2 separate regions of the Mus musculus genome follow, and region 2 is linked to region 1. The links are chromatin contacts, found by Hi-C or POLR2A ChIA-PET in ENCODE. All regions are on one chromosome and are shown on one strand. Each heading gives the region's core, a stretch centred on a gene start or an enhancer-like site at or near the end of the contact. The rest is flanking DNA. Distances are from core to core; before and after follow the strand shown. Region 1 holds the start of Ssr1 (signal sequence receptor, alpha). Region 2 holds the start of Cage1 (cancer antigen 1).

The links. A loop is a pair of places that touch in the nucleus more often than their neighbours do. ChIA-PET counts read pairs that join two places held with the same protein, here RNA polymerase II (POLR2A).
Region 2: a loop to region 1 is called in a map of heart, with 6 times the contacts of the local background. The contact joins the promoter of Cage1 here to the promoter of Ssr1 in region 1. A Hi-C loop is called at or near these places in 21 of 37 maps with a recorded cell type or tissue (CH12.LX, T-helper 1 cell, T-helper 17 cell and 7 more). POLR2A ChIA-PET finds 5 or more read pairs at or near these places in 2 of 5 experiments (Patski and embryonic stem cell).

Annotation. Positions count from the first base shown.
Region 1 is chr13:37,992,929-37,996,043 of GRCm38, forward strand. It overlaps Ssr1 (signal sequence receptor, alpha), which reads right to left and starts at 1,280. Exons shown (of 8, transcript NM_025965.4): 1 at 1,077-1,280. The coding sequence starts at 1,155.
Region 2 is chr13:38,035,397-38,038,622 of GRCm38, forward strand. It overlaps Cage1 (cancer antigen 1), which reads right to left and starts at 1,541. Exons shown (of 13, transcript NM_027724.2): 1 at 1,423-1,541. Riok1 (RIO kinase 1) reads left to right here and starts at 1,593. Exons shown (of 17, transcript NM_024242.3): 1 at 1,593-2,135. The coding sequence starts at 2,065.

The DNA of each region.
Region 1 (3,115 bases), core at 30-2,529:
AAAAGCCAGATTTAAAGAAAGAAAGAAAACCCCAATGGTCTAAGGTTGTAGTGTGCATATGTGCCTTGCATGCCTGGCACGATGGAAGCCCTGGGTTCATCCCCACCACTTCATCCACGGGGTGTGGTGACACCCTGAAACCCAGCACCCCAGAGGTACAGGCACAAGGATCATAAGTTCAAGGACGTGCTAGCTAGGGCACCAACTTACAACGCAGCCAGGGTTACCTACATGAGACTCGGTCTCAACATCTGTCTTATGTCCCCACCACCACACTCCCAAGCCAAAATCCCTAACAGCTATAATTCAAAGTCATACTAGTTACTAAGTAGAAGCCAAGCACTTCTGTGTGCTTGGCCAAAGAGTTCATAACATGGCTCGTTATTTCTCATGCCCTGGGCCACAGAAACTTAGAGAAAGAAAAGGAATTCTTTCTGGTGACCACTCAAACTAGTTGTTTTTATAAACTAGCAAAATTAATGGACATGGCGGGCAAGGGGGAACAAGTTTCTACGTTTTTACATTCTGCCAAGTTTTTAGCCCAGGTCAATCGTTGGAAAGAATAAACTTACAAAGCTCGAAATAACTTTTTCGCAGCATATTTTCAACCAGCAAAAACTGGCTGGAAAAGGGAGGGGAGGGGAGAGAAATTAGAAAAGGAAGGAGGAGGCCATCCGGCCATACTCTACGGTAGCGGCTGACAAGCAGCCGGAGGAAGGGGACGGATTTGGACACCGAGCCTCGCGGTCCACACAGACCGCGATGGGCGAGCGAGGGGGCCGGGCGAACACGATCCACGCGCCGAGGAGAAGAATCTACAGTGGGCGAATGAATGGAGGCGCGCCGGCGTGTGGCTAGCGACACGTCAGCGCAGAGCTTGGGGACGGGCGGCCCGCGGCGAGCGCGGGCGGAGAAGCGAGGCCGACCCTGGCGTGGGTCCTGCGGACCGCGGGCTTCGGGCCCGCGCTCGCTGAGGACGCCGAGCTGCGGGGGGTCCCGGGGCGGGGGATAGCATGGCCCACGAGAGCCGGGCCGGGGGTCGGCCGCGGTCCCCAACCCAGCCCCGCGTCTCTCACCTCCGGGGCCGCCTCGGAGCAGCACGGCGGCGGGAAAGGCCAGCAGGAACAGCAGCAGCAGGCGGGGGAGGAGTCTCATGGTACGGCCGGTCAGCGTCCGGTGCGGGTCCGCTAGGGCTCTCGGAGGCTCTGGCGGTAATGGCGTTACTCTTCATCCGGGCCGCGGTGGAGGGGCGGGGCACGCACGCACGCGCGCCATCCGTCGCCCCTCCCCGCCACCGTCGACGTGGCCTCTAAGCGCCCAGGGGCGGGGCCTGCGGGCCGGGAGATCACGTGGCCGGCGGTGGCGGGGACCAGGGGAGCCTACGGGCTCCCGCGAGAGCCTAGCTGAGCAGGCTTATCTCTTCCAGATGCTTAGCATCGCTTTGTCCCCCGTTGCTTTGAGGGGCCAAGGAGTGGAAACTTCCCGCATGTGTGGCAGTTGAAAGACAGAAAGTAAAGGATATGGATAACGACAAAATAAATAAATAAAAATAAAAAGCCGAAAGTGATGTCTCACATTGTAACCCCAGAGTTTGAGAGATGGAGGCAGGAGGATTGCAGCGAGCTGGAGACCAGCCTGGGCTATGTAGCGAGTTCGGGGCAAGACTGGGCTACAGAGTTAATACCTTGTCACAAAATTCTACCCCCCCTGCAATAAACAATCGGAGTTCTGGAGTTTTATTCTTTTAAATTTGACTGTCTCTCTGGTGTATAATTGCCAGTGCACAGATAGATGTAAAGGTCAGTCAAAGGACAACTTCTAGGGAACTGATTCTCTCCACATTTTAGATGGGTTCTGGGCTTGAACTCTGATCATTAGAGGTTCAGTTCTGTAATTTTTCTTAACAACCCAAACTTAGCAATTACCTAGCCTTTCTGCAGTTTCTACGCCAAAGATCTCACTTCTGGCATATTTCTGGCAACTTCAGCTGGTCAGTGTGAAACACTCGGGATGTAGTGGCTGCGCTGAGAACCTCCAGCCACAATCCTGATTCAGGGACTGTCTTGGTTACTTTTCTGTTGCTGTGAAGAGATACCATTACCAAGGCAACTTATAAAAGAAAGTGTTTGATTTGTAGGCTTGTTTACAGTCTCAGAGGGTGAGTTCCTGACCATCGCATCAGAGAGAATGGGAGCAGGCAGGCAGTGCTAACGTGGAAGCTGAGAGCTTATATGTTCAGCCCCAAAGGACAAGGCAGAGAGGTAAGTCCAATGGTACGGACTTTTGAAACCTCAAAGCCCACACCCAACAATGCACCTCCTCACATAAGTCCTTACCAAACAGTTCCACCAACTGGGATGTAACATTCAAACACAAGCCTACTGGGGCAGTTCTCATTCAAACCACTACACAGGTTAAGCAGCCACCAGGATCATTGGAGCCTCTGAGCCACAGAGGGACAAATAAACTCCCCTCAGAATTGTTGAAGATGACTGAAGTGGAAGTCACAGACCATATCTCAACTTAATTAACCCCAGTAGGTTCAGATCAGATGAACACATGTCTGACCTGAACAGGGGAAAGAGACTGTCTATAAATTCTATGAACATTAAGGAGTCAGAAGTGCCACCACCTGAAGTCAGACCTCAGAAAGGGAGACAGTGAGATCTTCGGTACAAGGACAGTGTCTCTGTACCATCCCCTCAGTTACAGTCCTTGTCAGTTTCTTGTGCCAGGAGACACTCCCGGGTTAAATACGAGGATCTTGGATATTTGATGGGGTTGAAGACTAATTATAGTCTCACAAGCAAACTTAAGTTGTTTAGCATTGAAAGAGATGATATAGATTTGAAAGGATGTTTTTCAGATGGTAATGTGTACTGGCTGGTTTTGGGTGTCAACTTGACACAAGCTGGAGTTATCACAGAGAAAGGAGCTTCAGTTTGGGAAATGCCTCCTAGAGATCAGGCTGTGGGGCATTTTCTCAGTTGGTGATCAAGGGGGTAGGACCCATTGTGGGTGATGCCATCCCTGAGCTGGTAGTCTTGGGACTTGCTTGTAAGAGAGCAAGCCAGGGGAAGCAAGCCAGTAAGTAACATCCCTCCATGGCCTCTGC
Region 2 (3,226 bases), core at 291-2,790, 43 kb after region 1:
TAATCCTTCTGGAAAATTCTCTTAGCCCTCCATTAAAGGGGTCCATGAGCCCCTCAGGTGGTTGCCGTTTTGATAAATGGTTGGCCCCTGAATGCTGGTAATTTCTTCAGTAAACACTCTTCTTGCCTGTGCATCCTATTTGAGTCTGGGGTCTTCCTTCAGCTATTCTTGGACCCTAACAGGAACATATAAGTTTCAAATCTGAACAGAGGTATTTCAGGCAGTTTGCTGCTGTGAGTTGGTATAGTGGTGAGAACAGTGAAAGCTGTGTGAAGTTATCATGGGTGAATATTGCCCGAAATTTGTCAGATTCACCCCACCGTTTAAATTATGAATCAAGTTTTGGGTGTGGAGAATTTATCATGACTCTCCCCACCCCATTATGGGGCCATGATCTTTAGTTAAGAAACTCTGGTCTACACAGTTAAAACACAGGCTGAAAATACCCCCCATTCTAGTGGCATATTATCAGATTGTCTCAGTCTATCCTTAGTACCTGTCTGCCTGGATGACTTTGTTAGATTACTTATTTACTGAAGACGTTTTCAAATCGATGTCATCATTTGGTAAACTGTAAAAAACCAAGTAGGCTAAGGAAGCTAGGCAGGGCTGCTGGAGGACTCAACCTTGGGCTCACCTTTCCCGTCCTGCAAATAAACACTACCTGTTCGATGACAGGGATGTGTTAGTGCCTTAAATCACTTTCCAAACGCAAAATGTTTCTTTTCCATGGGCCTGTGACTTGCAACTACACTTTAAAAAATGTATGTGCCTGTTTAGTATACCCGTGCCATGTGTGTGTAGGATCCTCTGGAACCGGAATTATAGTAGTTGTGACTGGCCCAACCAGGTGCTGAACCAAGCCACCACCACCCAGGCTTGGTTAGCCATTCTACCTAAATCCATTGTTTGTTTGTTTGTTTTTTTTTTTCTTTTCTTTTTCTTCTTCTTCGAGGAAACAGGGTCTCTCTGTGTAGCCCCTCCTGTCAACAGGTTGGCCTCAAACTCAAGAGATCCGCCTGCCTCTGCCTCCCAAGGGATGGGATTAAAGGCGTGTGCCACCACCGCTCGGCTTGAGTTAAAACCGTTTGAAGATAATGAGGGCTTGTGAGATGGCTGAACAGGAAAAAGCGCGGACGACCAGAGTTCGGTTCCCGGAGCCCAAGGTGGAAGGAGTAAGCCCTCAAGTTATTCTCTGAACTTCACTCACGGAGCACGCATACACAAGCGCGCGCTAGATAATACTTAACATTTTAACATTTAATAAAGGCAGAAAGAGGTGTCACAAGAGTTCCTGCCAAACGCAAAAAAAAACCTTGAACTTCCCAACTTAAAAAAAAAAAAACAACAAAAACCAACCACTTGTATCATTGCATCTCAAAACAACGCACCAACGTTTCTAGAGAGCAAAAGTGTGCTCACTTCCATGATCCATCGAGCTTCTGTGACTCAGGCTAAGGATTCCGGGTTTCCTCCCGGCACACCGGCTCCGCGGGAGGGAGAACACCTTCCAACCGTCCCCACCGAGGGCACCAACTGGTGCGTCGCAGGGCGCTCGAACGCCCCAGTGTGACGTCCTCCGGACCGCACCTGGGTCCAGAGGAAGAAGGTCAGAGGACGCAAGTCTTCAGGAGCAGCCGGAGGAAAAAAAAAACAGGCTGACTTCCTATGACCGTAAACGCCATGGTGGAGCAAGAACGAAAGGCTGGGGAGCAACAAGAGCTACACATCCCACGCTACAAACAACGCACCACGCCCACTTCACATCGCGGATTGGTCTTTCCCGGCCACCGTCACGCGCATGCTCCCTGAGGGCACTAGGGTTTGGAGAGGCCCTGCTGGTGGCATACTTCCGGCGTTGCACTTCCGGCCTGTTGGTGGCCGCGTTTGCCGAAACCCTGTATCCTGACACCCCGGTGGCGCCTGGTCGTTGCCTTCTTGGGCCTGGCGGTTGCCGAGGGATTTGAGGGGCGGGAATCGCGGAGACGCGTTTGGATCCTCTAGGTGGGAAGCAGGCTCTTCCGATCGCGGCCTCAGGGGCGCCGAAGGCTCACACCCCTAGCCATGGACTGCAGTCTGGACAGGATGGCTTCGGTGGTCCCCGGGCAATTTGACGACGCGGATTCCTCAGACAGGTAGGCGGCCGGTGGTGACACAGGGACTCCTCCGATTCCGCCAGCTCCACATTGGGCTCGGGGAGCTGACAGCTGACGGCTTTGGATTTTTCTCGGGGTGAGCAGCTTGTGAAAGCTACCTACCTGTCAGTGGGTCCCGGGACGTTTAGCAGAGAAGCAAGAGTTGGGGACCACTGAGGAAGGTGGGCCTTTTTTTTTTCCTTTCTTTTCTTCATACAGGCTTCCATACACAGTGAGCAAAAGTTTTACCTCTGCGAGTATGATGAACAAGACAAATCAAGTCACTACTGTCTTTTTGGAAAGGAGGGCAAACCAAGAGGCTAGCACCTACAGCGTAGCGGAGAGAATTGAGGCAAAAAAGGGAGGCCAGCCAGGTCGAGCCTTCCAAGTGACTGTGAGGAGTTAAGATCCTGTTCAGGTCTTACAGGCCAGAGGAGGGCTTTTGCAGCGACAGAGCATCCGTCATTTGATTTATGAATTAAAGGAACTGGTGAGTCATGTAGAAGATGTTCGTAGAGAGGAGTGGAGCAGAGAATCAGTAAATAAATAAATAACCAGCTTCAAACCGGATGGCTCCTAGAGCTGCTGTCGTAGAACGACTTCGAGGTAGCAGTGTTGAGGTTTTGTGGTGAAATTGGATGTGAGGTCCAAAAGCAAGCAGTGACGGAAAACTTCCCGTTCAAAAGAAAAGAGAATTTACACATAGCCATTTTGAAACAACAAAGAGTTTTGCGTACCTTATAGTCAGGAAGATTTTATTCATCAATTGTGAGCGGTTGTGATAAGTATATATATTGACCACTCTGTGTGTCAGATCGAGTGGTAGGGAAATATTGGTGACTACCGTTTTGATTGCCACAGGGGTTGGCCTCTGCTAGGGGAGATAGATATTCACACGAGGTAAATTATTTGAATTAAAATTGGTGAATAGTACAAAGGAAAAAAATGAGTGATCAATAACATATGGTAAATAGAGGGTAAGTAGGGCTTAGCCGGAGATGTTGGAGATTTCCAGCCTTCCACTGAGGAATGGGCACATCATCTCAGAGAAATCCTTACGGAAGCGTTTAAGTGGGAAGAAGGGACAAGCT